Regions from separate parts of the Homo sapiens genome. Here region 2 is linked to region 1. A link is a loop called in an ENCODE intact Hi-C map of the cell type or tissue named here. Cell type or tissue: Caco-2. All regions are shown on one strand. Links, peaks and the distances in the headings refer to the core of each region. The heading gives the core; the rest is flanking DNA. Region 1 overlaps PARP11-AS1 (PARP11 antisense RNA 1). Region 2 overlaps LOC105369612 (a long non-coding RNA gene).

Region 1 (16,323 bases), core at 4,014-12,013:
TGATAACCAAGACAGCTACCAAGAAACTAATGGGCAGGCATAGCTCAGAGATATTTCCAGTCCACTTCCAGACTATCAGAATAAACCAAATATTATTATAAACCAAGTCATATAAATTTTTTGCTTTCCCGATGCATATAAATCTTATGTTTATACTATACTATAGTCCAGTAAGTGTGCAATACCATTATGTCTATAAAAAATGCTCATACCTTAATTTAAAAATACTTTATTGCTAAAAAATGCTAACAATCGGCTGGACCTGGTGGCTCACGCCTGTAATCCCAGCACTTTGGGAGGCCAAGGTGGGCAGATCACCTGAGGTCAGGAGTTCGAGACCAGCCTGGCCAATATGGTGAAACTCCATCTCTACTAAAAATACAAAAACTAGCCAGGCGTGGTGGCAGGCACCTGTAATCCTAGCTACTTGAGAGGCTGAGGCACAAGAATCACTTGAACCTGGGAGGCGAAGGTTGCAGTGAGCCAAGATCACGCCACTGCACTCCAGCCTGGGCAACAGAGTGAGACTCCTTCTCAAAAAAAAAATGCTAACAATCATCTGAGCCTTCAGCAAGTGATAATCTTTTTGCTGGTGGAGTTTCTTGCCTTGATCTTGATGGCTGCTAACTGATCAGGATGGTGGTTGCTGAAGGCTGGGGTGGCTACAGTAATTTCTTAAAATAAGACAACAGCAAAGTTTGCCACCATCAACTGACTCTTTCTTTCTTGAAAGATTTCTCTGTAGCATGTGATTTGGTTTGATAGCATTTTACCCACAGTAGAACATCTTTCAAAATTGAACTCAATCCTCTCCTCTCAAACTCTGTTGCTGCTATATCAACTGAGTTTGTGAAATATTTTCAGTCCTATGCTGACATTTCAGCAATGTTCACAGCATGATCGGCAGAAGTAGATTCTATCTCAGGAAACTTTCTTTGCTCATCCGTAAGAAGCAACTCCTCATTGGTTCAAGTTTCATCATGAGATTGCAGCAATTCAGTCACATCTTCAGGCTCCATTTCTAATTCTAGTTCTCTTGCTATTTCCATCACATCTGTAGTGACTGCCCTCCACTGAAGTCTTAAATCCCTCAAAGTCTTCCATAAGGACTGCAATCAACTTCTTTCAAACTCCTGTTAATGTTGGCATTTTAATCTTCTCCCATGAATCATGAATATTCTTAATATTATTTTCAATGGTAAATTATATACAAAAGGTTTTCAAATTATTTGTTCAAATCCATCAAAGGAATCACTATATATGGCAGCTATACCTTTACAAAATGTATTCCTTAAATAATAAGACTTGACAGTCAAAATAACTCCTTGATCTATGGGCTACAGAATGGATGGTGTGTTAGCAGGCATGAAAACAACATTAATTTCCTTGTACATCCTTATCTGTGCTCTTGGGTAACCAGGCACATTGTTAATGAGCAATAATATTTTGAAATAAATCTTTTTTTCTGGTGAGTAGATCTCAACAATGGGCTAAAAATATTCAATAAACCATGCTGTCAACAGAGGTGCTGTCATCTAGGCTTTGTTGTTCCATTTCGAGAGCACAGACAGAGTAGATTTAACATCATTCTTAAGGGCTCTAAGGTTTTCAGAAATGGTAAATGAACATTGCCTTCAACTTAGTCATCAGCTGCATTTGCTCCTAAAAAGAGAGTCAGCTTTTTCTTTGAAGCTTTGAGGCCAGGCATTGACTTTTACTCTCTAGCTATGAAAGTGCTAGATGGCATGTTCTTCCAATAGAAGGCTGTTTTGCTTACACTGAAAATCCGTTGTTCAGTGGAGCCACCTTCATCAATAATTTCAACTAGATCTTTTGGATCACATGCTGCAGCTTCTCCACCAGCCCTGTTGCTTCACCTTGCACTTTTATGTTATGGAGATGGCTTCTTTCTTTTTTTTTTTTTCTGTTTTGAGACAGAGTCTCACTCTGTCACCCAGGTTGGAGTGCAGTGGCACCATCTCGGCTCACTGCAAGCTCTGCCTCCCGGGTCTACACCATCCTCCTGCCTCAGCCTCCCGAGTAGCTGGGACTACAGGTGCCCACCACCATACCCAGCTAATTTTTTTGTATTTTTTTAGTAGAGACAGGGTTTCACCGTGTTGGCCAGGATGGTCTTGATCTCCTGACCTCGTGATCCACTCACCTCAGCCCCCCAAAGTGCTGGCATTGCAGGCATGAGCCACTGCGCCCGGCGCATGGAGATCTCTTCTTTCTTAAACCTCATTAACCAACCTCTGATAGCTTCAAGCCTCTTCTGCAGCTTCTTCACTTCTCTCAGCCTTCATAGAATTGAAGAGAGTTAGGGCCTTGCTCTGGATTAGGCTGTGTTGTGGCTGGTTTGATCTTCTATCCAGACCACTGAAACTTTCTCCATAGCAGCAATACAGTTTTTTTCACTTTCTTATCATTGTGTGTTTACTGGAGTAGCACTTTTAAGAATTTTCCCTTTGCATTCACAACTTGGCTGTTTGGTACAACAGACCTAGATGTTGGCCTATCTTGGCTTTTGACACACTTTCCTCACTAAGCTTAATCATTTCTAGTTTTGATTTAAAGTGAGAGACGTGTGTTCTTCCCTTTGCTTAAACACTTAGAGGCCATTGTAGGGTTATTAATTGGCCTACTTTCAATATTGTTGTGTCTCAGGGAATAAGGAGGCCCGAGGAGAGGGAGAGACACAGGGAAAGGGCTGGTTGATGGAGCAGTCAGAACACACACATTTATCAGTTAAGTTTGCTATCTTATATGAGTGCGGTTCATAACATCTTGAAACAATTCTAATAGTAGCACCAAAAATCACTGATCCCAGATTACCATGACAGATAGAATGATAATGAAAAATTTGGATTATTGTGAGCATTACCAAAATGTGACACAGAAACATAAAGAGAGCACATGCTGTTAGAAAATCGGAACTGATAGACTTGCTTGAGCAGGGTGCCACAAACTTTCAGTTTGTTAAAAAAAAAAAAAAAAGAAAAAGGAAAAGAAAAAAAAAAGCAACATCTGTGAAACATGATAAAGCAAAGTGCAATAAATAAAAGAAGGTGCGCCTGCAGACACCATGGAAATAGTGACTAAAGGGAGGATTCACATCTTGGGGAAAACGGGAAGGGAATGGCATGAGATTTCATTATGCTACTCAGAATGGCATGCAATTTTAAACATGAATTATTTATCTCTTGAATCTTAATATTTTCAGGTGATGGTTGACAGCGGAAAACTGAAATCGCAGGAAGTGAAATTGGGGCTGGGGGAATACCATTGTATAGTTGGTTCTCCATACCCATGGGTTACACAATCATGCATTCAACCAACCATGGATCAGAAATATTGAGAAAAAAATAGATGGTTGTGTCTGTACTGACCATGGACATTTTTTTTCTTGTCATTATTCCCTGAACAATACAGTATAACAACTGTTTACGTAGCATCTGTACTGTTGTTAGGTAATTTAAAGTATACAGGAAGATATGTGTAGGTTATATGCAAATATGTGTTAGTTATATGCATCATTGTATATCAGGGACTTGAGCATCCCAGGATTTTGGTATCCGAGGAAGGTTCTGGAAGCAACTCCCCATGGATATCAAGAGATGACTGTACTCTCTGTGTGCAAGGCCTGCAATTTCCCCTGATACGTAGCCTAACGCAGGGTATGTATCATCATAGTTCCTTCTGCTTCATAGTTCCAGGCAAAGAGCCACTGCAGTAGAAACTATGCATACTGACCAGGGTCACCAGTTTTCTCAGGAAAACTAAACATTTTACTTTATCTTTCATATTTTCTACATGTGTTCTGGGTGGAAATGTCTTAAGCCATGCTAAACCCGGCCCAGGAATCATGAGTGATGGCAGCCCTCCCTGGAACCCCATGAAGTTTGTTAGATTTTCAAATGCTGAGAGAGTTAGGAGGAAATTCCCAAGGGGAAATGAAAATCATCAGACGGAGAAAACAGGTAGATGGATGAAGAGAGCAGCAAGGTGAATTTGCGAGAAAAAAAATCAATCTCTTCTAAGACAATAGAAGGAGGAAAGAGAACGGAGTAAGTGGTGAGATGCAGGATACAGTATTACCTATCATTTTACTGTTATTATCATAACTGTTTTTATCCATAAAGGTCACATTTACAACCAGAATTTGGGGAGCTGTAGGAAAGGATATGGGAGACAGGCTGGATTCGACAGAAAGGAAGAAGGCGCAAAAGGAAAGCCAAGGGGGCCAGGAGAGGGTGAGGGAGGAAGGGGAGAGAAAGCTGCATTTGTGCCCATCCGCCTTGAATATAAAGACCCAGCCTCCGTCTGAAAAAGAGCCAACAATGAGGCAGCCCCAGAATCAGCCCTGCTGTTGAAGTCTGACACGTTAACAACCCCAGCAGGAATTAAGAGGTGAAATAAGCAGATGAAACATTCACCGAAGCCGAGATAAGCATTCCTGGAAAGGAATTTTTCAAAAAATCAAAATGAATCTCACAAATCTTCCTAATTAGGAAACATGACAAGGAATTAAATTCAACCTAAAAAAAAATGAAGTGCTAAATAACTCACCCACACTAAATGGAAAGGCTCTATTGAGAATACCACTGATTATTAGTTTTCGCTGCTCCGGGAAATTATCTACGCACAATGATGGACATCAGCATTCAGCTCACAGCGGCAGTCAAAAGCAGCAGCTGAGATGTGTGGCCATCCTAATTAGAGGATGGAGAATTCTGAAAAGACTCTGGAGCTGTGACATTCCTGGCTGGGGCTTTCCTTCCAGGAATGCCACATTAGGGTTTTGGTCATCACGTTGTAAAAAAAAAAAAGGACTTAATAGGAATGATCCAGAAAGGGACAACAGAAATGACTTAAAAAAGAGCGTGAGAAGCTTTGAGGTTCAGAACAGAAAACAGGAAAAGACTTCCATAAGAAATAATTTTTAAAATTAGGAGAGAAGGAGGTAAGTAAAAGCCTCGGGTGGTGGAAAGGGCAGCCAAAAGGTATACTGCCTGGACTTAGGTCACTCCAGACATGTGAGGGTTTAGCCTGTTTCTAATGAGCACACCCAGGGGTGTCAAGAAATTACAACAGATTATCTAATATGAATTAGCCTTCAATTCTTCATTCAATAAATATTTAGCAAGCACCCTCCACGTTCCAGGCACTGTCTGTAGCCTCTTGAATAGATCAGGGAACAAAATAGATTTTAAAAGCCTCTGCCTTTATGGGATTTACATGCTAGTGGGTGGGCAGGCCTTGGGGTAGGGACATGTGGAGATAGACAATAATAGATAATAAATAAGTACATCGTATAGTGTGTTCTAAGGTGATAAGAACTATAGAAAAAAACATAGATCAGGATAAGGAATGTTGGGAGTACTCAGGATGCCCCTCGTTGAGAAGAGAACATTTAAGGAAAAACTTGGAGGAGGTAAGGAAGTAAAAGTAATAGATATCTAGACAAAAGGTATTCCATGCAGAGGGAGCAGCTGGTACAAGCTTCCCAAGCAGCAATATGCCTCACATGCTAAGGAAGAGTGAGGGGAGAGAGAGAGAGAGAGAGAGAGAGAGAGAGAGTGTGTGTGTGTGTGTGTGTGTGTGTGTCTACGTGTGTCTATGTGTGTTTGGAAAATTAGGAGTGGGAGGATGATATGCAGATTGAACAGGGCGTGGTATAATAATTAACAAATACTTACATTTAGTAAGCAGTGTTATAAGTGACACTTATAACAACGTCAGGCAGTTAGTATGTGCCTGACGCTGTTATAAGCTCTGTTAACAAATATAATTCGCACAAGCACCCCACGGAAGTAGCTACTCTTATTACCCTCATTTTACCTCTAAGGGATCTGAGACACAAAGAGATCAGTTAGCCTGTCCAAGGTCAAGCACTGGAGCCTTGGTGCGTGGATTTAGAGCCCACGCTCCTAGTTGCTGCCTCATGCCATCTCTCAATGTGGTTTTAAGCCATCTACTTCTGATTCCAGTTCTGATTACTTAACCTCGATTGGATTCCAGTGTACTCCCTAGGATAAATTTATGTTTCTCTTAAAAAAAAAAAAAAGCAGCGTGGCTCACTGCTTTATCACTCATGACCTTTCCTGGCCCTTTGTTCCTTTCCCCTACCAATTCATGAGCCGCTATTTTCTGCTAGTTTATCCCTGAAGTCCATTATTTCTGCCCAGCAAATAAAGCAAATGTCTATGGATAGAACTTCAGTTCAGTTTGTGAGGGAGTAGGGGTGGTGCTTCTCTGGTTTAATAACGCCCTACAGATAACTAAGAGGCAGGACAGGGCATACACTGAGTTAAAAGCTAGGTGTCACTATTTCTTATACTCCAAAAGGCACTGTGTGGAGGGGTGTGTTTTAACACAACCATCACCAGCTCCAGCTTCTCAAGATCTCTGTCCTGTTTTCTCAAGACACAGCACTTTTATGCTGAAAACCATTGAAATGTAAAGCCATTGAACTTTAAATGGATGAGTTATACGTGAATTACACCTCAACAAAGCTGTTAAAACAATTACATAATTTTTGTAAATGTCAAGATCTTGGCTTTTACCTCCCCTGTTGACCTCCCTGCCTGACTTCCGTCCTCCCTCACATACCTTCAGGGGGCACAGAACCATACTCAGAAAGAGGATCACCATTCCAGAACCCCAAGCACTCCATCCAACATTACAACTTTGTTTTAACTCCAGGGATTACAGCAGTATGCCAAGGAAAATAAATGACTCTTTACCATTAGATCTTCAGTACCAATTTTCCTTATTAGAAAAAAAAAATCTAACTTTTTTTTTTTTTCTTTTTTTGAGATGGAGTCTCGCTCTGTCGCCCAGGCTGGAGTGCAGTGGCCCGATCTCGGCTCGGCTCACTGCAACCTCCACCTCCCGGGTTCACGCCATTCTTCTGCCTCAGCCTCCCGAGTAGCTGGGACTACAGGCACCCGCCACCATGCCTGGCTAACTTTTTTGTATTTTTAGTAGAGACGGGGTTTCACTGTGTTAGCCAGGATGGCTTCGATCTCCTGATCTCGTGATCCACCCGCCTCAGCCTCCCAAAGTGCTGGGATTAGAGGCGTGAGCCACCGCTCCCAGCTTCTAACATTATTTTTAATGTTAAAGCAAATGTGTATATTATGAAGCAGAAGGCAATATTCACTTACATAGGGCTTTTTAAAAATTTTTGAGACAGAGCCTCCCTCTGTCACCCAGGCTGGAGTGCAATGGCGTGATCTCGGCTCACTGCAACCTCCACCTCCTGGGTTTGAAGTAGGTTCTTGTGTGTGGTTAGCTGCTTTAAGCTGGAGTGGGAACAGTGTATGTCCTCTGCCAGTTGTGGAGACAGAGAGATTGAGATACACTGTCAGTGGCTAAAACAGGAGACTCAGGAACTGATCCAAGCTCAGTACCGCTATATTATGTGATATTGTGCATAACATCCCATTTTGGGGCCTCAGTTTCCCAACTAAAAAATGAGATGATTGAACCAGGTGATCTCCAAGGTTGCTGCCATCTCTCAAAGTCCATGATTTGGTGTCATACTGACACAAATCAGATTCTGGGCTCAGATTCATCAGCACCAAGATGCCCAGAGATGTAGGAAGCAAAAGATACAGTCCCTGTCTTTGTGGAATTTTTCATCTACTGAGGGAGACTATGAAGTGAATTTACAAACCATCCAAAGGACACAAGAGGCAAGAAGCAGCTGAGAATCATGAGTGATTAGAAATCTGGTGCAGATCACTCGCTTTGAGTCAACTGTGCAGCTAAACGACAAGGAGACTCTTACCCTGCCAACCCCTGCGCCCTTTGGGCCAGGATAACTTGACACAAAGGCACTTGCTGTTGACCTTGTGCGTGGCCCCAAATCACAGAGTAAGAAACTCTCAGAGCAGGAAAGGGATGTTAGCTATGAACAAATCCAAAACCCTCCATCTACATTCAGGATTTGGGATAATGCTCGCATCACACTTAGAGTATTTTTATTCGATAGAAGGTTCTTAACATTAACTCAAATCTTAAATAATCCTAAAATTGGAAGAGAAATATATCCTTCTCTTCAAAGCCCAATACATTAAATATGGAATGATTTTAAGACAAGTCTTATTATGACATAGGGTTGAACAAGATCTGCCTGGCAGCCACTTATTGAAAAGCATTGCTCTGAAAAAAATTAACTTCTACCCTTCATTGTAGGGTATTTATGCGTTTTCTTATGTCATCATTTCAGATCCTTTCCTGCTCCCGAAGCTACGGCAGAGCATTTCCGTAGGTCTCCAGTCACATGTCTTTGCTTTTCTGAACATACCAGGAGATCTATGAAAGTGAAACTAAAAGGAAATAGAAAGGAAAAACTGCTTCTGATCTCTCTCATCCAACTATTTCATTTTCATTTGTTCTAGGAGAATTTCTTCCAGCTCTAGCCTCCTGGATTTACGCATATTCTGGGGACTAGACTAAAAACCTCTACCTCTGGCAGGCATCTTGGGGAAGTCTTGCCTAGATGACATTTGACCTTTGGGGTTTCTTCCAATCCAGATATTCTAGGGTGCAGAAAGGAGTAGTGGTCCCTCACAGATCGCCCAAAATGGATTTTTTCCACCTAATTGGAAAATATGCTCATTTCTAACACAAGATGGCGCTGGGACACAGGCAAGAACGTTTCTGATTAAAACAAAACCAAATGAAACAAAACAAAACACAAAGCAAAACAATCCATGAGCACAAAAGTTCTAATAAGCCAGAGAATTATTTTGTTTCTGGACAAGACCAGCTTTTGTTGAGCACATTTTAGAACAGCTTTCTGGAGTAGCAATAATCTAATTGAGCTGCTTTACCCTAAATCAACCAAATGGTCAGGACTGAATTAAAGTAGTACAATGTATCCTTAGGAATAAAGTATTTAAAAAGAACTCTAAATCCCTTAACTACGCAGGGTCAAAACCAGAGATAAGTGGTCAGGGGACTTAGTTGAACACTATCATCAAAAGTGATGTCTTAAATTCTTACTCTGATATGGGATGGGGTCTTTACCAGTTGAATAATTCTGATATGAATTCAGTTGCCTTAATAAAATTATCTTTTTTTTTTTTTTTTCTTAGAGACAAGGTCTCACTATGTTACCCAGGCCGGTCTCAAACTCCTGGCCTCCCATAGTGCTGGGATTACAGGTGTAAAGCACCGTGCCCAGCCTCATTTAAAATTAAATGAGCTCTTCTACTTCATAATAGAGCAGATTGTTTTAACTTGTTTGCACTTATTTGAGGATTATTTGATGAAGCAATTGAGGAATAATTCACAATTTGAACTATAACCACCAAACAAGTTCTGTTAAGCTAACACCTAAGTTGAGTTTTAGTGTTGTTTTTTTGTTGTTGTTCTTTTGTTTTGTTTTGTTTTGTTTTTGAGACAGAGTATGGTTGTATCACCAAGGCTGGAGTGCAGTGGCATGGCTCACTGCAGCCTCAACGTCTGTGTTCAAGTGATCCTCCTGCCTTAGCCTCCCGAGTAGCTGGGACTATAGGTGTGCATCACCATGCCCAGCTAATTTTTTATTTTTTGCAGAGATGGGGTATCATTGTGTTACCCAAGCTAGTATCAATCTCCTGGGCTCAAGCGATCCACCTGCCTCATCCTCCCAAAGTGAGAATTTATTGGGAAAGGAACTTATTATCTGTCTTCCTCCTAACCCCCACAATAATCTCCTCCACATGAACAAGTGGTTGGCCAGTCTGTTTAGAATCTTGTAGTAACAGCAAACTGACCACTCAGGAGAAGCAGCCCATTCTATCTCTAGACGGTTCTAAGGTTAGAATAGTCTTCTTTAGATTAAGCCAAAGCATGGCTCTTTATAATTTGTGCTCATATATCTCCATTCTTCCTTTTAGAGGAATGCAGTATAACCTTCTTTTGTAATATGACTGCTCCTCAAATTTGTGATGATTTGGGCCTTCTCAGTCAAAAACAGCATCCGTTTCTGCAGTAATTTTTCATATGACATCTTTTCTAGCTCTATCTTGGATATCTTTCTTTGATTTATCTTAAAGTGTGTTCTGATCTCACAGCCAGTGGGCCTATGTTAGTTGCCTGGATTTAAGTAGTATGCTTCTATGAATGCAGCTGAAATTTGGTTAATTTTCTGCACAGTTATGTCACACCGTTTTCCCTTTAAAGCCCCCGGTCAACTAAAACTCCCAAGCCACTAATGTGGATGTAGCAAAATCTACCCGCCCTTACATAAACAGTTGACGTTTAGAATTAAAATGCAGACGTTACGCCCTGTGATACCATGAGGATTTCAGTTCATAGCTGTGGGCTGTTAAAATTACTTAGAGTAATTTCATTCAGACTCTGGTGCCAGACATACCTGGATCCAAAAGTTTGTTCCTCCCTCATAAGCTATGTCATCTTGGGCAGTTGACTTGATCTCTTAAAACATCAGCTTTCTTATCTCTAAAATGCAGATAATATTGCTACTTTTCTCATAGGGTGGTACAATTTATATGTGATGATTTCGTGCAAAAAGTATATTTAGCACAATTCATGGCACGAAGTAAGTTCTCAATAAGTGTTTATTGTTACTATTATTAGTATTAGCCCATCATCCTTCAAATCAACTATCCCTCCTTGTCCATGTCATAGGAATATCTGACAAGCATGTCCTCTAAGGCAGATAAAAATATTACTGTTAGGGAAATTTAAAAGACAGAATCTGCATGACTCGCCACCATAGTTTCCCTCAGGCTGGTCTACGAACTAATCAGCACCATGTAGGTATAATTCCTACCCTAGCCATGGTTGCACCCACTGGCTATCAGCCAGTTCATGTCTTATGGCAAGGTAATTATAAAAGTTCTTGTCAAAGGCCATGCTGAAAGAAAGTATGGTTTTGATGCCTCTTCTTTCTACCAATCTAATATCCTTATCAAAAAAGGAATAAATGAAGACATGTTTTGTTTCTGAGGTTTGGGGTTGGCTCTGAGTGATCTCTGCTTTTCTAAAGACTTACAAAGAGTCTATTTAATAATCTGTTCAGTTGATGGGTTAAAGTGGTGAAATTGTGGGTTATTTCCCCCTTCTTTCTATTATTATAATAATGTTTGTGGAGTAAATAGCCTTTTAAAATTCTGTTCTAGAATTCTGCCAGGGATAATTGTCAAGCTGACTGGCTTATAGTTTTTATAATATGCCCCTTTCCCCCTTTTTGAAAATGGGGACAACTCTGTCCTTCTCTTGTCTGTTAACAGTTCTCCTATTCTCCATGCTTTTTCAAGGATTATTGACAATGGTTCTGGGAGTTCTTTGAGTAACCTGGGACGTGATTTGTCTAAGTCTGGAGATTTGAATTTATTAAGGGGGGTGAAAAGAACACCACACTCGTTTCTAGCTCTGGCTTTGCCATTTACTAGCTGAGTGAGCGTGGGCAGGTTTTGATTTTGTTTTAGCCTAAATATCCCCATCTGTGAAAGAAAGCATTTGTATCAGATGAAGTTGAAGGTCCCTTCAAGGTCTAACGGCCTATGTTCTATGTCTCAAGTAATCTGACATTTTCTTACTAAGTTTTCTCATTTATCCTGGCTTTTAGTTTCCCCTGAATAAAATGTGTCCTACCCTTTTTTTATTTTGAAATGCATTTTGGCTTAGAATTCCGATACCTCAGTGTGACGCTCAGGGTGCAACACTCTTGGTCCCCACTTTTTAGTCCAATTTTATCTCCTACTTCTCCCAGGTTCAAACCTGCTCTCCATGCAGATGGACTCAGCCACTCTTTCTGAATATGCACGTGCATGTCCCTCCCAGTCCTTCTGCTAAGGTTACTTCCCTAAAGTAGAATATCTCCCGGCCACGTCTCTCAGTCAGATTCTACCCCTCCTTTAAAGCCCCGTTTACTTACCAATTCTCTTTTGGGAAGTGTTTCCTAACTACTCCACATCATGATACACTCCTTTCTCTAAATTTCTTTCTTTCTTTTTCTTTTTTTAAATTTCTTTGTGACAGAGTCTCGCTCTGTCCCCCAGGCTGGAGTGTGAGATTAAATTTATGTTAGGCTAACATGAGCTTTTACTTATTTATTTATTGTAAGACAGAGTCTCACACTTTCACCCAGGCTGCAGTGCAGTGGCGCAGTCTCGGCTCACTGCAAGCTCTGCCTCCCAGGTTCCTGCCATTCTCCTGCATCAGCCTCCCAAGTAGCTGGGACTACAGGCGCACGCCACCACGCCTGGCTATTTTTTTGTATTTTTAGCAGAGACGGGGTTTCACCTTGTTAGCCAGGATGGTCTCGATCTCCTGACCTCATGATCTGCCCGCCTCGGCCTCCCAAAGTGCTGGGATTACAGGCGTGAGCCACTGCACCCGGCCCTCCTTTCTCTAAATTTCTAATGCATTCAGTGCAGATCATCTGATACTAAAAAATAATATTATCTGTGACATCTGGGTGTGGAAATGTTGAATTGTATTGTTATTGATCTGCATGTCTTGGGGGGTCCTCTCTCCCAGCTCTCCTTGCCTTTCCCACATTGAGTACTGTTCTGGGGATGCTTAATAAACATGGAGAAATACTGAATGAATTTGAAGCCATTATATATAATTTTTCTGATCAGAGCATTTGGGTAACTATGTAATACATGGTAGTTTCTCTTTCAATTTAGGAGTAACAGAAAGGTGAGCCATTGCTCAGGTAGCTTAATACTAGAAAGCATGTTATTTTAAAACGTATAATAATCCTTTATCTGAATAAAAGGATTTATTATACAATTGATAATGAAGTTCTTAAACTAGCTCACTTTCCTCCCCTGTCACCATAGATAAGGGATTTGAGAAAAGTTGCAGAATACACACAATTACTAATTGAACTCATCGATGCCAACCCTATCCTAATCTAACTTTCCCTATATTGGCCAAGACAGCCTAAATCTTTGGGTTGGAGGCCAGGTTTACATTTTATCTAAAAAGTGGCATAGTTACAGTTTTTAATAATAGAGAAACTATTTTTGTGTGTTCGATATCATACCAGATATACATCCCAGCAGACATGGATTGTTTAAATATGTGAGCGCGTGGAAAGGGAGGATTGGCCTCCCTGACCCCCAACACTGTGAAATGCTTGTTCCTAGTAAATTATAAGTTGCAATAAGTCAGTTAACACCGTAGAATCACACCATTGTCCTAATAGTAAAATAGCTGTGAGAAAAGACTTGTGATAAGATTGTAACATAGGAAAAATAATGCCTTTCCAAAAATCAACAGTGCACAAGCTCACAAAGCATGCCAGAAACAAAGCAGAGACAAGAAGTCATTCAATTGTTCAACATGTGCTGCTGAGCATCTACTGTGTACCAAACCCTGTTGAGAACATGGGCATTAGGGACGTGGAGTTATATAAAAGATATATAGGCCAGGCACGGTGGCTTACGCATATAATCCCAGCACTTTGGGAGGCCGAGGTGGGTGGATCACGAGGTCAGGAGATCGAGACCATCCTGGCAAACACGGTGAAACCCCATCTCTACTAGAAATACAAAAAAAAAAAATTTAGCTGGGTGTGGTGGTGGGTGCCTGTAGTCCCAATTACTTGGGAGGCTGAGGCAGAATGGCGTGAACCCGGGAGGCGGAGCTTGCAGTGAGCTGAGATTGTGCCACTGCACTCCAGCCTGGGGGACAGAGCAAGATTCTGCTTCAAGAAAAAAAAAAAAAAAAATATATATATATATATATATATATATAGAGAGAGAGAGAGAGAGAGAGAGACAGAGAGAGAGAGAGAGAGAGAGACCTTGCTCACAAAAAGGTCACATGCCATCTTAAGGGAGAGACAATCAAATAAACAGATCACACTCCGTGGGATGACAGGTGCTACAATAGTGATTTGTGTCTCCACTGTGGCCAGGGGCTGATACCAAAGGAGAAATGCAGGACAAAGTGAGGATCTTATTTCCTGGGCGGCATGCCCAGTCCAGCACTCACAGACACCCTTCTTCCTATTCCAGAGTCCTCCTCACACACATGAGAAGAGGCTCTAGCTTCCTTTGTGGTCACTACCTCTAGTCTTCAATCACCAAGAAAAAGTCAGGAGTTGAAAGGCCAAACCGTGTACCATTATAAGCAAAGCTGCAAACTGACAAGTCAGTCCAAGGCTTACAAAGCAGTGTTTGTACGGTGCTTTCATAGGCTTGGTTGGGGGTGATAAGTACAAATTTCCCACGCAAATATATGTAAAGCTGGTGTTTAGTAAGCTTGTAATAAACGGGAGTGTTTATAACTGCTAAACATAATGATAACACTGGAACTCTTTACAAGAAAGCAAAACTAAAAGTGTGTGAAGAAACTGCCCGGCCACGTGCTGGGCTGTCCCCATCATCAGGCCCGGGAACGTAAACTCCTGCACCTTAGCTCCCTCGTGATCGACAGTCATCCAGAAAGCATATCACCTAAGCCACATCTCCCCCTTTTCCCAAAGCCCTGTCAAAGCTCGTCACTTTGAGTCAAGGAAAGCACTTGCCCTGGGAAGTCCTTCCTGTGAAGCCACCCTTATCCCTGCCATGCCTGAGCCCCAGACCCTCAACCCACCTCAGCCTCCGTCCAGTTACAAATCCCAGGCCAGTCCATCGCCTGGACTCTGGCTTCCCCACCCAGTTTCTCCTCTTCTGCTCTGCCTTGTCACCTCCTTTCCTCCTTGCTCTCCTGCTGCATCGCTCGGGAAGAAAGCCTGCTCCCCGAGAGGCTGGGCAGCAGAGGTACGACCATGCTCTCCTTCTACCTGAGAAAACCCAGGCCCAGGGAAGCCTCGCCCCTTGTCCAGGGTCACATTTCTTGTAAGTATTACATACTAAATATGTAATACATGGGACATGCAGGGACTTGAAGCCATTTCATTCTACTGTGAATAGTAGAATATTATGTTTCAGGGTCTAGACCCGAAGTCATCAGCTCCAAGAGGAGACTCTAAGATTTCTCATGGTGACTAGAAGCCTGTTAGAACACCTCCTAGAGACACACAATTGCATCCAGACTTAGAGGCATGTGGGAAAAGTAAATAAGAAAGGGAATGAGGAAAGTAACACAAGATATCATTTATATGTTCTGCTTCAAATTGTCTTTTCTGAGGGGTTTTTAGGACACAATACATCACACTTCCCTGTCCCTTGTTGTATTCAATCTTTCCAAAAGCTATGGCAGTAATGAAGGGTCTGGAAATGTCCTTCCACCTGCCATGTGAAGCTTCCAGCTGAGCTACAAGGAAAACCTAGACAGACAATCTTGAGAACCACGTGGGTGCACCATCACCTCCAGAGTCTCTTGGCCCTTTCTCTCCGTGATCTCGTCCACTCCATGAGTCCTTCTGATGTCATGCTAGAACTCCCGTAAGATTGTGTGCTTGGTCCTTAGAGCCTCCGTATGTTTTTCTTTCATTCCATAGGAGCACTATTTCAATGGGTATGGCCTCACACCCTCCTCCTGTCTCCATTTCCTTTAATCACATCTTAAGCCCCTGCAATTGGGCATCTGCCCAAACTCCTCTTCTGTACCTGCTCCCTCAATAGCCAGTGACCTTCTTCCCAAATCTGGTGATATTTCCAAGCCTCCCCTCTTCCCAGGCCTCCCTGAAGCAGGTGGCCCAGCTGATGTCTCCTTCCTTCAGGAAATTGTCTACATCTGGTCCTCTCTTGCATGCTCAGTTGTATTCCCTTCTTTAGGGAAGAAAGTAGGCTATGAACTAGCAAAGCAATGCCCTATTTCTGCCTTTGCTGCTTCCTGCTCCACCCTGACACATACTCTCACTCTCTCTCACTCTCTCTCTCTCTCTCCCTCTCTCTCTCTCTCTCTCTCTCTCTCTTTCTCTCTCTCACTGCTCCCTAAGTCCCTGAGTGTCGGTGTCCTGCAAGTCTCACTCCTTGGCCTGCGCTCTCCTCATTCTCAATAGGCTCATCCAGTCTCATGATTTTAGCCTTCAGCCCTGATGGCAACTCCCAGTCTTTGCTCCTAACTGTGACTCTCAGGTGTACTCTGTCTCATGGTTTGTTTATTTATTTATTTATTTATTTATTTATTTTTGAGACAAGGTCTTACTCTGCCCCCAGGCTGGAGTACAGTGGCTCAATCATAGCTCACTACAGTTTGGATCTCCCAGGGTCAGGCGATCCTCCCATCTCAGCCTCCCAAGTAGCTGGTACCACAGGCATGTGCCACCATACCTGGCTAATTTTTTTAATATTTTGTAGAGATGGAGTCTCAAGATGTTGCCCAGGATGGTCTCGAATTCCTAAGCTCAAGCTATCCTCCCACCTCCGCCTCCCAGAATGCTGGGATTATAGGTGT
Region 2 (16,323 bases), core at 4,042-12,041, 280 kb after region 1:
AATCCCAGCACTTTGGGAGGCCGAGGTGTGGGGATCACCTGAGGTCGGGAGTTCGAGACCAGCCTGACCAACATGGAGAAACCCCGTCTCTACTAAAAATACAAAAATTCACTGAGCGTGGTGGCGCATGCCTGTAATCCCAGCTACTCAGGAGTCTGAGACAGGAGAATAGCTTGAACCCGGGAGGCGGAGGTTGCAGTGAGCCAAGATCGCACCATTACACTCCAGCTTGGGTAACGAGAGTGAAACTCCATCTCAAAAAAAAAAAAAAGGATTTACTCTTGGCCAGGTGAGGTGGCTCATGCCTGTAATCCCAGCACTTTGGGAGGCGGTGGACGGCAGATCACCGGAGGTCAGGAGTTTGAGACCAGCCTGACCAACATGGTGAAACCCCCTCTCTACTAAAAATACAAATATTAGCCAGGCGTGGTGGCAGGTGCCTATAATTCCAGCTACTGGGGCTGGAGAATCGCTTGAACCTGGGAGGCAGAGGTGAGCAGTGAGTGGAGATTGTGCCATTGCACTCCAGCCTGGGTGACAACAGTGAAACTCTGTCTCAAAAAAAAAAAAAAAAGGATTTATTCTTTGGAATATTCAGGTGCCATCCCATAGTTTTTACAATGTTCTTACTGAGCAGCCCTGCTCTAGGCAGATCTAGGAGGACTTCTCAAATTTTCCTGGATGCTGGCTACTCCTAAAAAAACTCATTCTGTTTTTTTTTTTTTTTTTTTTTTTGAAATCTAGCTTCTCTTCCTCTATTGGACCTCACTGGAATTCAGACACTGTTTCTGTTATAGACTTCTCTGAAATGTGTTCCTCATCTTTATTCCCCTCTGTAAGAACAATTAGTCTTGGGTTTTTGATAATATAGATCTCTCTACCACAAACTGAGAAGGTGCCATTCTCTCTGTGATGAGAAACGTCGTTCTTTTTTACTTGTTTTCTTCATAATAAAACCTACTATCCTTTTGTGGGTGAAGCCACAATGTGGGTCCTCAACATTTAGAAAAATAGTTAAGAGTTTATATCAGTAACAATTCCAGAACCATTTGAAGTCACATGGTGGGCGTTTCTTTTGAAACTGTGGGCAAGTTACAGGAATTAACTTAGTTCTTCTATAGTTCCCTCTCTCTGCCCTGAAGATAATTTATAGCAACACAAAAGAAGAGCAGAACTTGGGGATAGTTTATCTTATACCACTTAGAGACACCTGCCACTAACACTCACTGCTATTCTGAAAAATATGCAGAGCCTCGGTTTAAAGTCCTGACCTCCTGGCTTGAAAACAAGGAACACAGTAAAATTGTGCTGCTCCCTAATACTTAAGAAGCTTATACTGTATACTGAAATGTTCTCATTCATCTTTTTTTATTTGAGACAGGGTCTTGCTCTGTTGCCCAGGGCTGAGGTGCAATGTTGCAACCATAGCTCACTGCAGCCTAGAATTCCTGGGCTCAAGCCTCAGCCTCCTGAGTAGCTGGGACTATAGCTGCATGCCACCATACCCAGCAATATAAGATTGAGTGAAAGAATTCAGACACAGAGAAGTTTATACTGTATGATTACATTTATATAAATTATAAAAGCAAGCAAAAACAAATCCTATGCTATTAGAACTCAGGCTATTAGTTGGCAGGTTGTGACTGGCACGGAAGGCTTCTGGGATGCTGGTAACGTTCTATTTCTTGATTTGGGTGCTGGTTACATAAGTGTTCTGTTTGTAAAAATGCATCAAACTAGACTGGGCATGGTCGTTCACGCCTGTAATCCCAGCACATTGGGAGGCTGAGGCAGGCGGATCACGAGGTCACGAGATCGAGACCATCCTGGCCAACATGGTGAAACCCCGTCTCTACTAAAAATACAGAAATTAGCTGGGCATGGTGGCATGCGCCTGTAGTCCCAGCTACTCGGGAGGCTGAGGCAGGAGACTCGTTTAAACTGGGGAGGCGGAGGTTGCGGTGAGCCAAGATCATGCCACTGCACTCCAGCTTGGGCAATAGAGTGAGACTCTGTCTCAAAAAAAACAAAAAACAAACAAACAAAAAACAACTTATCAAACTATCCACCTATGATATGTGTAAGTCAATAAAAAGATAATTTTTTTCACTCCTGTAATCCCAGCACTTTGGGGGCCAAGGCAGGAAGACTGCTTGAGGCCAAGAGTTTGAGACCAGCCCGGGCAACATAGTGAGACCCCCATCTCCACAAAAACAAAAAAAGATAATTTTTTTTAAAAAGCACAGCAGTCAAAACAAGTTACACAGCATGATGCAAGCACTGCTACCAACTGCCAAGGTCAAAGCCCTGAGTGTCCCAATTGCAAATGCCTAGCAGCCTACATTCTGGACACATCCAAAGCCTCAATGTACACATGTCATGTGCTTCACAAATGACAGTCATTATGCATTTCTCAGTAGTCTCTGCTCATTAATGAGATGTTTGAGTCTAGGGAGTGTAATGGGCTGGATGGTGTCTCCCAGAAAAATATGTCCGAACCTCAACCCTGATCTTATTTGGAAATAGGTTCCTTGTAGATGTGATTAAGTTAAGGATCTCCAGATAAGATCTTCCTAGATTTGCAATGCACCCTAAAATCCAACAGCTGATGTCACAAGAAAAAGGAGAAGGAGATTTGAGACACACAGACACAGAGGAAGAGACACAAGGAAGAAGGCCATGGGAAGACTGAGGCAGAGATTGGAGTGATGCTGCCACAAACCGGAGAACAACAGAAGCCACCAAGAGAAACTGGAAGATGCAAGGAAGGAGCCCTCAGAGGGAGTGTGGCCCTGCTTACACTTCAGTTTCAGACTTCTGGCCTCCACATCTGTGAAAGAATACACTTCTGCTGTTAAAGTCAATCATTTTGTAGTAATTTGTTATGGTAACCCTAGAAAACTAATGTGGGGACTAAATATATAAAACCCCCTTTTCCTGCTCTAGCTCTTAATAGAGATCTAAATACCAGATTCAGACAGATGCATATCAAAATTCTACCTTGATAACTGATGCAGACATATTAGATGCCACAATTTAAATCATGCCACATAAGCTTACTAATAACTGACTGAGAACTGAATTGACTCATTCGGGCTACAGACCTTCCTAGCAGATGTTAGAATCTGCTCTGAAATGCTACTGCTTGGTAAGAATAGATAAGATCACATTTTCTCCAGAAGATGTTCAACATTTGTTTAGAGATGCTAGGTGCTTCCTGGGGGGCATGCAGTAAAGATGCTATTCATGGCCCTGAACAATTCAGCTCTGGCCCATGCTTGCATACCCCCATTCAACAAGAACTAAATAATTAATGAAGGCATTATTAGTTATTACCTGAGTACGTCCCTTGGTGTTTTACCTACACAAATACCCATCAAGTAGCTTATCAAAGTATTCTAATCATGTATACTGCTGTCTGTAAGAGGTGTTATTGTGTTTGTTTTGTTTTTGTTTTTTTGTTTTGTTTTGTTTTGTTTTTTTGTTTTTTTGAGACAGAGTCTCGCTCTGTCGCCCAGGCTGGAGTGCAGTGGTGTGATCTCGGCTCACTGCAACCTCCACCTCCTGGGTTCAAGTGATTCTCCTGCTTCAGCCTCCTGAGTAGTTGGGACTACAGGCATGTGCCACCGTGCCCAGCTAATTTTCGTATTTTCAGTAGAGATAGGGTTTCACCATGTTGGCCAGCTGGTCTCGAACTACTGACCTCAGGTGATCTGCCTGCCTCAGCCTCCCAAAGTGCTGGGATTACAGGCATAAGCCACCATGCCCAGCCACCTATTTGTTTTAAAGTTTTTATTTTGGTACATGACATTCATGTTTTAAAACCCCTACAGAATGTTGCCCCTCCCAATAGCTTGCCTGGCCTGCCATCTAATCCTGCTCTGCAGTGAAACCCAGTGGAGAGATATTCCAGGATCATACGGTCTGTCAACCCATAGGACAGAGAACAGGGTGGCCATAGTTTCCTGTCTGGAAGGCTTTCCTTCTGTCATCCTGATGCTCACTTATATTATCAAAGTAGCCAGACCCAGAAAACAGTTGAGACAAATAGCAGGTGAAGGTCACCTTTGGCCAAATCCCTTACTCCATTCTCCTTACTCCATTCCAAAGCCCCTTACTCCAAAGTCCCTTACTCCATTCTCCTTACTCCATTCCACTTTTTCTCTCAGCTAATTGTCAGGGCAACACATCATCCGTTAAACTTACCCCCTTTCGGGTACAGCGTTAGTGAGGTTGGGGCTTCCCTTTCTGGTTTATACATATTTCTGTTAAGGGCAAAGCTTGGCCTTAGAAATGGGGTAATTTGGCCTATGATGGGAGTTTTCAATTTAGTGATGCTGTAGAACAAAGGTGGAAGGATGACAATGTTTATGCAATGACCTCTTCCATCTCACTCTTGTGAAAGGTTGTGTAGCTTCTGGGAGACAGTCCCATGAGACCACAGCCCAGAGAGCTTCACTGGGAATATGGAAGGTGCTGCCTCCATATCCCCCCAGGTGACGAATGCATGGCAAGCCTCCTTGACAAGGTTGTCAAAAAGGTTCCTTCCTATGAACACATTTCTTTGAATTGAAAAAGGAAGGCAGGCTCTTTCTGACAGAAGTTAAGTCTAACTTGGCTGCTTGGCTATCCATTAAATATTTTTCACAAATTGAGTGAAACAAATTTGTACCACTAAGGATTTTATGAAATATATATTTAAAGCAATTGATAAAAGCATGTTAATACAAAGATATAATTAAAATTAATGAATATTTCTATTTTCCCTAAACCTTTCTGAGAACATCTGGTTAAACAAGCTGCCTTTAAGTGAAAGAGTGACAGGTATAATTAAAAGCCATTTAATATGCCTGGGTAAAGCCTTTTTTTTTTTTTGAGATGGGGTCTTGCTCTGTTGCCCAGGCTGGAGTGCAGTGGTGCGATCTCAGCTCACTGCAACCTCTGCCTCCCCGGTTCAAGGGATTCTCCTGTCTCAGCCTCCCAAGTAACTGGGATTACAGACACACACCACCATGCCCGGCTAATTTTTGTATTTTTAGTAGAGACAGGGTTTCACCATGTTGGCCGGGATGGTCTCGATCTCCTGACCTCATGATCCGCCTGCCTCAGCCTCCCAAAGTGCTGGGATTACAGCGTGAGCCACCGTGCCCTGCCTGGGTAAAGCCTTCTTAGTTGAATTGCCAGAAATGGGAAAGAATGACACTATTACCTGAGTAACAAATCATTTGTAAGTCAAATGACTTTTATTTCTTTGTTTTCAACATACTGAAAAAGGACTCAAGTTATCAGTTGATGTATTATCAACTGACAAAAAAATAGTTTTGATGATACATCACCATGTGATTTTTCAGCAAATAATTTGGAAGTAGTTCAAAGAATTGGATGACATTGCCATTGTAAAACTTCTCTTGCCATCTACTTTTAATGTGAACAAAGTATCCATAAAAATGAAAAATCAGGCCAGTCGCGGTGGCTCACGCCTGTAATCCCAGCACTTTGGGAGGCCAAAGCGGGTGGATCACGAGGTCAGGAGATCGAGACCATCCTGGCTAACACGGTGAAACCCCGTCTCTACTAAAAATACAAAAAATTAGCTGGGCGTGGTGGCTGGCGCCTGTAGTCCCAGCTACTCGGGAGGCTGAGGCAGGAGAAAGGTGTGAACCCAGGAGGCGGAGCTTGCAGTGAGCCGAGACCACCCACTGCACTCCAGCCTGGGCGACAGAGCGAGACTCTGTCTCAAAAAAAAAAAAAGAAAAATCAGAATGAAATTGATCTTGAATCATGTAAGTAATATTCATCCATGGACATATGGCCTAATTGAAAATACTTTTGTGGTAAAATTTTATCTTTTATTAAGTAATTATTTATAAAAGTATGAATATTATGTGAAGTCAAAGAAAAATTTATTCCAATATAAACACACATTTTTGTGGCAGAGAAACATAACAAAATGAATAAAATAAAATATTTTTTCTTTTTTTTTTTTTTGAGACAGGGTCTCACTCTGTCACCCAGGCTGAAGTGCAGTGACACAATCACAGTTCACTGCAGCCTTCACCTCCTGGGCACAAGCGATCCTCAGCATCCCGAGTAGCTAGGACTACAGGCATGCGCCACCACGCCTAGCTAATTTTTGGATTTTAAAAATAGAGACAGGGTCTCGCCATGTTGCCCAGGCTGGTCTCGAGCTCGTGTTCTCAGGCGATTGGAAAATAAAATATTTTCAATCCAAAAAAATATGATTAGATACAATTCTGTGGAGCTGAAGGAGACAAGGCAGCTATGTCAAACCTCCAGCTCTCAAGGGCTTTTACATGCATTTTTTTAAATGGATGGTGATCGAGATCAAGTCAGTAGATTCCACTTGAGATATTTCATAGTGAGATAACAGTATATTTTTAAATGTCAATAAAATGTCAATATGGCAAAAGTCACACCATTTGTAAGTATTTAAACTTATGATAAAGCATTTTAGATGCTTGACGGGTCATTTTCAAAATTATGTTCCAAATTGTCTTAGGGGCATGCGAAGGCCACCCTTCTGGTCTCCGCAGCTCCGCTCCCCAGGACAGCGGCTTCCTAGGGCTGTCTCTGTGCATCTTCAAGGAGGGCGACTTCTTGGTTCAAGTCCCAAGCTCACCTCCTTGCTTCCATTCTCAGGTTGGTCCCCAGGGCGTGAGACACACCAACGCTCCCATTCCCTCTAGTTTCTCTCTTTCCCCCACTTTCTCACTCGTTTCAAGAGAACGTTCCTATCCAGCGAATTTGTCATCATTTTCACTGCCTGGGTAACAACCATCGCAGCTGCCTTTTTTTTTTTTTTTTTTTTTTCTTGCAGGGAATGGGCCTGGAGCCGTGAGCCGTCCCCTTCGCTAACCCCCAACCCCGCCTTCTCCTGCTCCTCCTCTCTTCACTCTTCCTGCCTCTCGGCTCCGGGGTCTCCTCGCTTCCCCGCAGTCCCCGCCCCCCAGTTCCCAAAGCGGCACCCGGGCCTCGCCTCCTTCCAGCGGAGCCGCGCGCCCTGCGTCCTGGCCTCCCCGCCCCGAGTCCCCTTCCCTGGAGCCTGGGGGACCGACAGTCGCGGGCCACGCACGCGGTCCCAGCCTCGCCGTCCGCCCCGGGGAGAGCTGGAAGGTGGGCCCGGATCTCCCACATCACTATGAGCTCATTCCAGCCCCGGCCAAGCAAAGCCTGGCCCTACTCGCTCCACATGCATTTCAGTCTCCTCTCGCCTTTCATGCGCGGAGGAGCCGGGAGGGAGAGGATGTGACCTCATCTGCGCGGCATCTGAGCCCAGGGGTGCCCCAGCTCTTCCACCCAGGCCGCTCCCCGAGCCCAGCTCCCCGCGCCCCTCTCTCTATCCAGGAGAGACGCATTGGACAGCCAGGAGGGCTCGACGTGGAAGGAAAGGAAGCTGCAATTCTGGGACAGGGGCAGACGGGAGAGGAAGTGAACGTGGCTAAACGCTCACTTTATGTAAAACGTCCCCCAGACTAGAATCTCGTCCACAGAGCTGCACACATACACTCGCACGGGCCCGGCTTGTACTCAGGCAGGCACACTCGCCCCCCGCCGTCCCCACCGCATCCCCCATACCCGTCCTAACTCACTCCAGCCCCAATACAACCAAAAGGCATGAATTCAGGCGAAGGCGTTTTCTTCCCCATTTCCTCCTCATGGCAGCAACGGAAACCTGAATCTCAGAGCTGCCATGGGACCAGGGGGCCAACAGACCAGAGGCACCATCCTCAGAGCCCCCGGTCTGCCTGGGACTGGGAGCATGGCTGTGGCGCCCAATGAGAACATAGTGTCCATAGTGACCATGATTCTTCAAGTGGTGTCTGAATTTCCCACATTAGCTAAATTCCTTTGGGAGCTTCAGGGTTTCCAGTCTTCCAGGGTTTTTGGCTTAAATGCAAGTACCTCTTGGAAGAATGGCACATGCCCCCATACCCTCAGGGTAATGGGACAAGGAGAAGATGGAGTAGGGGGTGAGGCTCAGAAAGGCAAGGGAAAGTGGCTCTATCTCTCTCCAAGTCACTTCTCAAACTGTGCAGGGTTTGCAGGAAAGGTGGGTGGTCTACTCCTTCCCTGCTTTTCCTGAGACTCCAGCCAGAGGGTGGGCTCCTATCTGGGTTACTGGCGTAATGTCCCTGCCCTCTGGGATCCCTCCTCTAAAAAGTTTGCACATAGCTTCATTCTGTGCTGGGTCCACTTTGTTCAAGTTGGAGTCACCCAACTACCAATAGAAAATAGCGAATAGAAAATAGAAAATAATAGAAATATAGAAAATAGAAATATACTAATATAGCCAAACTGGTGGTTCCCCATCACAAATGCTCTCTTCCCCTCTTCCCTGCACACACACACACCCATCACCATCACCACTCACCTAGCTGACTCCTCACCTTTCAGGCCTCCATCAAAGAGGCCTTCACCAACTGTAGTATCTAAAATTGCCCTGCTCAGTGTCTGTTATATTACCCTGTCAGTTTCCTTCCAGGAATGTCATTATTTGATCTTGTTTACTTATTTTGTTTACTTATTTATTTACTTATTATCTGCAGTGCTACCATCACCTCCCCCTACCAAAACCCCTTCCGAACACACCCAGCTCACAAGTACATGAGTTCTACAGGCAAAGAGACTTGGCCAGTGTCACTCACCATTTGTAAAGTTGCAGGATGGGCCTGGCGCCCAGGAAGTTCACATCTGAATATGTCAACAAAGGAAGAAATGCTAGGTGTTTGTGATACCTGGTGCCCTCTGCTTCCTTCTGTGTTAAAGCTTTCCTAATAATCCAAAGTATTTTTTGTTTTTTGAGATGGAATCTCAGTCTGTCGCCCAGGCTTCAGTACAGTGGTGTGATCTTGACTTGCTGCATCCTCCGCCTCCCAGGTTCAAGTGATTATCTTGCCTCAGCCTCCCAAGTAGCTGGAATTACAGGTGCGCACCACCACGCCCAGCTAATTTTTCTATTTTTAGTAGAGATGGGGTTTCACCATGTTGGCCGGGTTGGTCTCGAACTCCTGACCTCAAGTGATCTGCCTACCTTGGCCTTTCAAAGTGCTGGGATTACAGGAGTGAGCCACCGCGCCTGGCCAAATTATTATTTATAGTATATAAACATATATTAACATATAATACCTATTATATGTAATATATAATTATATATACATATATACACACAATATGTAAGTATATAACATACAATTATCAGTGTCTGTCATCTGTATTAGACTGTGAGCCACTCCAGGCTGCTAACGTTTTCTGATACCTCTTGAGCTCAGCGTCTAGCCTAGTGGCTGGCAGAAAGTAAATGTTCAAGAGTTTATCAACCTATTTGTTTGCTGTACAATGATGAGAAAAGTATTGATTTTGAATAGTAGGAAAGTGATAAATCTTACATTTGTACAGCTCTTAAAAGACTGCTAAGTTCCTCCATGCCATTTCATTCCCATGACTGTAAAACGTAAGCATAACATAGCATTCTCCCTCCTCTAGAGATGAGCAGACTAAGTCTGCAGAAGGCTGAGTGATTTCTCCAGGGCATGAATTAGTAGGAGAAGAGCACTGAAATGTTCAATAGTAACTGTAGAACTGACTTATTTCTTCTTTCAGTTCTATCACATTTTGCTTTGTGTATTTTGAAACTCTGTTAGCATAAGTTCGTTTAACACTGTAGAATTAGGATGGACTCATGCTACTTCTCATGGCTTTCCTTCCAGCTTTGTTTTGTGGTGGGTTTTCCAATCCCATAACATTTAGTTCATGCATTTCCTCTTAATAGCTTTCCCTGATTTCCTCAGCAGAGATAATCTCCCTGCAATCATATTCTGGTTATGCCTTGTATACACACCTTTATTATCTTCACAATTTTACTCCGATTATTTGTATTTGTGCATGTTTTCTCCACTGGATCATGTACTCTTCTCAAGATAAGACTGTGAATTATTTATGTATACCTGTCCTATTCCTAGTACAACACAGAGTACCTTTTAGGTACTTAAATCAACTCTTAATTGACTTTGTTCTCCATATCATAAGAAGCATAAGAATAGCACCCAGAAGAAATACATGACAGACCAATGCACTGGAAGCCACTTTCAACACGACCTAGGAAAGCATGTCATGTTGTGAGGGTTGCCTGCCTCAGCCTTCTGCTCAGGGACATGGGTGTGGTCCCCAAAATCAATGGCTCGTCCTGTGCTCTACTTACAGTCTCCCTTTACCACCTCAGAGCCTACCTCCCTTCTTTACCTGGCCAATACTAAGTCCCTAGTGTGGGAGAGGTTCTTCGCTTTTGTGTTATAGGACCATGTATATAAGACCCTAGGGCTTAAGGGAGGTCTCCCTGGGAAGTGATGATCAAAATGAGATCCAAGGAAAAGTAGGAGCTAGCCAGGCAAGGAGAAATGAATGAGTGTATTGCAGACAGCGAAAACAGAATCACCGTGACAGCAACGTTCACTGAATGTTCAGCCTCAGCGTCACAGAGGCCCTAGGGAGCCGGGGACTGTGAGCGCTAGAGAGCTAAAGTACTCAGCTCCAACCAACTGTGGCCATGCAAGAAGGGTGGGAGGAGGGGTGCTAATGCCTGTTCCAACTTTTCAAAAGAAACTGAAAACCTGGATTTTTATGAGAAATTCCCTGATTTTAAATGTTGGCTCAACTTTAAAAATATACTGCATGTGCCAAATAAAACACACCTGTGGGTTTTAATGGGCCAATGGGTAGCCAATTTGAGAACACTGGGTTAGAATGGATATAAAACATGAGGTAGGAAGCAGCTAGCAGTGAGCAAAGGTAGAGGCCAGAGAATGAGAAAAGTTCCAAGGTTTGTTAAGGAGATTCACTGGCAATGAAAAGACATTGGAGGATTTAAAAAAAAAGATCAGATTTATATTCAGGAGGACTATTCTGGTTGCAGTTTGGAGAATCAATGGGAAGGGATCAGCAGTGTAAGTAGGAAGACCAGTTTTAAAAAATGATTGTGATAACACAGGTGAGATATGTAGGGGCCTGGTCTCAGGTGGTAGCAGCGGGGGAGGGGTAGAAATGGCTTCACTCAAGAGAGACTCCAGATATAGAATCACAGGACTTGGTGTTTGGTTAAATGCAAAAATGTGAGGAATAACAGAACAATCAAGAATGATGTCCAGGTTTCTGGCTTAGATAATGGAGTGTGTTTTAGCATGATTTAACAAGATAGAAAAAAAAAGAAAAAGCAGCTTTGGGAAAAGTTGAGTTCCATTTTGACCATGTTGAAGTTAAGGGGCTGGAGACACATCCAGATGGAAATTTCTAGTGGGCAATTGGATTTCAATAAAAGAAATATGTGTTAAAAAATAGATTTTGGTCGGGCATGGTGACTCATGCCTGTAATCCCAGCACTTTGGGAGGCTGAGGCGGGCGGATCACTTGAGGTCAGGCGTTCAAGACCAGCCTGGCAAACATGGTTAAATCCCGTCTCTACTAAAAATAAAAAAAATTAGCCAGGCATGGTGGCACGTGCCTGTAATCCCAGCTATTCAGGAGGCTGAGGCATGAGAGCCACTTAAGCCCAGGAGGCAGAGGTTGCAGTGAGTCAAGATCACACTATTGCACTCTAGTCTGGGCAACAGAGTGAGATTGTGTCTCAAAAAAAAAAACCAAAAAACTAGATTTTGGAGTCATCAGCGGTTTATAATAAAGCCATGAAGGAGGTTGTGATACCAAGGAAGAGAGTGCAAGGTGAGGCTAGAAAACAGCCCAGCACAGAGCTTACTTTAGGAGTGAATAGAGGTGAAGAAGTTGCAAGCAGATCAAAGAAAAGTCAGAAAAGAAGGAGGAAAACCAGTAGAGTGTGGTCTCATGGAACCCCAGGAAAGCTTTTGTTTCTAGGAGCAAATGGACTGCTGTGTCAAATATTGCAGAGATACCAAGTAAGCTAAGGACTGAAATGTACTCATGAAGTCAGTGATACGGAGATCCTTGGTGATCCTCGTGGGCACCGTCTCACGGAAGTGGTTAGGATGAAATCTAGCTTGCTGAGGATTGAGGAGAAAATGAAACTTGAGAAGAAAGAGACGCATTTGGACAGCTCTTTGGAAGTTTGGCTGTGAAGGGAAGAGAAAGAAAAGACCAGAAGATGGTGCAAGATGAAGGGAAGGTTTTGAACATGTTTTTTCTTTATGAGAAGTCTTTAGAAAGGGAGAAGGAAGTGGAAGAAATAAGAGAGGAGAAAAAGCATCAGTAGCCCTAAGGTTAAGAAGGCAGGAGAGGATAGACTCTGAAACATGTGGGGAGAGATCACCTTAGACTGGAGAGACCTGTGGACGGAAGAGGGAGGAGGAATGCAAGTAGGTTGTGAGCTCCATTTGAGGGCTTCTATGTTTTCCCTCTGAAGTCAGAGTTGACATCACCAGCGGAGAGTCATCGTGGAAGTGGAAACATCCTGAGAGTTGAGGGGAAGTGAATAATCTTTGTGAGAGAAAGTGACTGTCTTGCTCTAGTTCTCACAACTGGTAAGTTTGGGTCCTTCTGTGTGTTCTAGTAATCCCTCTTCTCTCCTTCAAAGGGCAATTGGATTTCTAAGCGACAGACCACTGAGTATGTAGCACTTCCTACACCTTGCAGAAAAAGCCTTGAATTGGAGTCAGGAAGCCTGAGTAGAATCCCAGCCCTACCACTTCCTAACCTGGATTGAAGATAAACACCAGGGCATGAGGGGCCAGGAGGACAATGCCAAATACATTGGGAGGCCAAGGAGAGCGGATCACTTGAGTCCAGGAGTTCAAGACCAGCCTGAGCAACATGACAAAACCACATCTCTGCAAAAAATACAAAAGTTAGCCAGGGGCATTGTGGCGCACGCCTGTAGTCCCAGCTACTCGGGAGGCTGAGGTGGGAGAATCACTTGAGCCAGGGAGGTGGAGGTTGCAGTGAGCTGAGATAGTGCCACTGCACTCCAGCCTGGGCGACAGAGTGAGACCCTGTCTCAAAAACGAAAAAAGAAAAAGAAAGGAGAGGTGTACATGTGGATGTCTGTGTGCCAGAACACACTGTTACCCACGGCCTCTATACCATCTTCAGTGCTGAGTACTTGGCCCTTATCTCTGCCTCTCAATTCCAGTCGCCAACAGTTTTCTCTGAAAGTGTTCAATCTCCAGGACGTTACCACTCCCATATACTGAGTATCAGTAATTCTCTATTGTTCATGCCCAAAGCTTTCATTTCAAGGACTTGGCTTCGTTCTGATACTCATCCTCTCTCACCAATGTTAGACAGAAAATAAGGAGTTGTTTTCCTCTGGCCTCTACCTTTTAAACCCAGTCAGGTGGCAAGGTCTAGGGGACATCACAAGAGTCAGGCAGCAAATTCAGGCGAAGGCAGTGCTATCTGCTGAGTGAGCCCAGAGAAGGTATTCTCTCTGATCTTTCCCATTTGGACTGAGAATAATACCGTGCTCTTCAGACGGCTGATGAGAATCTGTTGGCCTCCAGATTGACATCATTCTTTGGCCTCCAGAAGGGGTGACATCTAAAGATTCCAGACAAATGAATAACTGAACATGCAGCCCACTGCCTTGCAGGAAAGATCTTAGCTCCTCTATCTCTTGCTAAAGTGAAAATGCATCTTCTTTTTTTCGTCTTTTCTCTGTGCACACGGGAGTTTCTTCTTCTCTTTTCAGAATCACACCATGTCTGTCTCAGACTTCTACTTCTATTCTCCTATTTGCCCATTGTTCCTTTCAATTTAGTTTTGGTCCACGAACGGCAATACTAATGCTATGTAACGAGATAGAAAAACTTGGATTCTCCAGAATTTCTCTTAGGAGGGAAATTGTACTTTAATAAATAGATATAGGTGGTACAAGTGCACTTGTGTTACATGGATATATTGCATAGTGGAAAGTCTGGGCTTTTAGTGTAGCCATCACCCAAATTGCGTACGTTGTACCCAATGGGTAATTTTTCCTCCGTCACCCCCTCCCACCCTCCCACCTTTTGCAGCCTCCAGTGTCTGTTATGCTACTCTGTACGTCCGTGTGTACCCAGTGTTAGCGCTAACTTGTGAGTGAGAATATGCAGTATTTGACTTTCTGTTTCTGAGTTATTTCATTTAGGAGAGTATCCTCCAGTTTCATCCATGTTGCTGCAAAAGGCATGATTTCATTCTGTTTTGTGGCTGAATAGTATTCCAAGGTGTGTGTGTGTGTGTGTGTGTGTGTGTGTAGTATTTATACCATATCTAGTATTGATATATTAATTATTAATAAATAAATAATTAATAATTGATACATTAATATATACTATCTATTTATATGGTATTAATAGTATTATAACATATAAATATAGTATATTCATATATTACAGTATACTAATATATGGTAATATATAAATACAGTATATGTTAATGAGTATCAAGTATTAATTATTAATATATTACTATATTAATACTATATAGAGTTAATGCTACACTTTAGTACTAATATTAATTCTAATTATTTAGTATACTAAAGTATTAGTATTAATTCTACTATATACATATAGTATATATATACATATATACATATATATACACATATTATATATATGTATATAGTACATATATACATATAGTATATATAACATTCTATATACTATATGTACTATATATTATATACCAATTAGTATTACTATACTAATTAATATTAATACTAACATTAATATTGGTACTAATTAGTATTAGCAATATACTATTAATTAGTATCGTAATCCTAATTAATACTAAGTACTATATTGGTACCTATATTAATATTAATATTATATATATACACACCATGGAATACTAACTGTGGTATATACATATATATACACACACATATATAAATAAATACATATATATATATATATATATACACACACACACCACATTTTTTGTATCCACATTTTCTGTACCTTCTGAATCTGTTGCTGGACACTTACATTGATTCCATGACTTTGCTATTGTGAATAGTGCTGCAATAAACATATGAATGCAGGTGTCTTTTTTACTATAATCATTAGTTTTCCTTTAGGGAAACTGTAGTTTTTGACAGGTGCTTGGGCCTGAATATGGGTAGAACTGTTTGTCACAGGTCAAGGTAAATAATATGCTATTGTCCATTGCTCAGGGGAAAGGAAAAGAGAGGAGAGAGGATGAAGTCTCTGCTTGCCCTAAATTCTCATGAAAAATACCTCACTCGCAAAATAGTTGGGTCTCTCTGGATATTTTTGTGGAAAACAGGGTAGGGGCACAGACACAAGATTGTTAAGGCAAAGAGAAATATGATCAATATCAAGATTCTATGGAAGTTTATTATCTACTGTGTGACAAATTACTCAAAACTTAGTGGCTTAAAACAGTTTGTTTTTATAATCTCACTGTTTCTGTGAGTCAGGAGTCTGGCACGGCTGAGCTGAGTCCTCTGTCTCAAGGTCCCTTTACAAGGAGACAGTCAAGATGTTGCCAAGGCTGGGGCCTCATCAGAAAACTCTACGGAAGAACAATCCTCTTCCAAACGCAGACGTTGTTGGAGATCTTTATCTTCTCTGGTTGCTGGCCAGAGGCTACCCTTGGTTCCTTGCCATGTGGACCCATCCAGTAGAGTCCACTAGCAAGAGAGAAGTCAAAATATCTTGTAACCTAATCACAGAAGTGATGTCCCTTCAACTTTGCCATATTGTATTGATTAAAATTAAGTCAATAGGTCCAGCTCCTACTCAAGCAGAGGGAGTTCTATACAAGGACAGGAATACCAAGAGGCAGGAGTCACTGGGGCCACCTTGGAAGTCTTCCTATCACAGGTAAGGTCTAGATTTTCACAGGTTGTGGAATAGGGGTTCAAGCCAAATATAATCATGTCTTAGAAAGGTACAGTGGCCCCAGCTTACCCGTGGCTTTTAAAAAGCTACCATTAGTTGGCACAATTATGTGCCAGCCGCTGTGTTATACACATGCATTTCTCTTTTAATGTACAAAATAGTGTTAAAAATACTGTTTTCATCATGCAGATGTAAGATGAGGAAAGGAAGTCGTGGATTAAGTAATTTGACCAGGGTACAAAGCCAGTTAGTGGCAGGGCCAGGACACAAGCACAGGTTTGTCTACCTCCAGACCTGTGCCATGAAAGATTAATCTGTGCTCTCCTTTCAGCCAGTTCTATGCACTAGACTCTGCTGCTTACCGTGCCTCACCTATGGGTACCAAACTCTGGATCAGTTAAAAAAGAGTTTGGCTTTAATAATCAATAACTTGTTAAATAAGAAGGCTTAAATAAAAGCTTACGAGATAGGCAGTCCAGGGCTTGTGTCAGTAGCT

What was found. Peaks named below come from ENCODE experiments on the same cell type or tissue, not always from the same donor. Only the 100,000 strongest peaks of a DNase experiment are listed, where the experiment ranks them.
Region 2: a loop joins it to region 1, with 3 times the contacts of the local background. A loop is called at or near these places in 2 of 110 quality-filtered maps.

What each region holds. Positions count from the first base shown.
Region 1 is chr12:3,877,046-3,893,368 of GRCh38, forward strand. All of the region lies in intron 1 of PARP11-AS1 (PARP11 antisense RNA 1), which reads left to right. Among named protein-coding and RNA genes, the nearest start is that of PARP11, 12 kb to the left of the region's middle. In Caco-2, for the core only: CTCF peaks have their summits at 6,303 and 8,653 (motif pointing right); a DNase peak (open chromatin) is centred at 8,630.
Region 2 is chr12:4,157,727-4,174,049 of GRCh38, forward strand. LOC105369612 (a long non-coding RNA gene) reads right to left here. Exons shown (of 3, transcript XR_931569.3): 2 at 16,291-16,323; 3 at 15,301-15,616. Among named protein-coding and RNA genes, the nearest start is that of CCND2, 110 kb to the right of the region's middle. RefSeq lists a silencer at 6,980-7,149. In Caco-2, for the core only: no CTCF peak of the experiment used is centred there; a DNase peak (open chromatin) is centred at 7,155; H3K4me3 peaks cover 879 bases.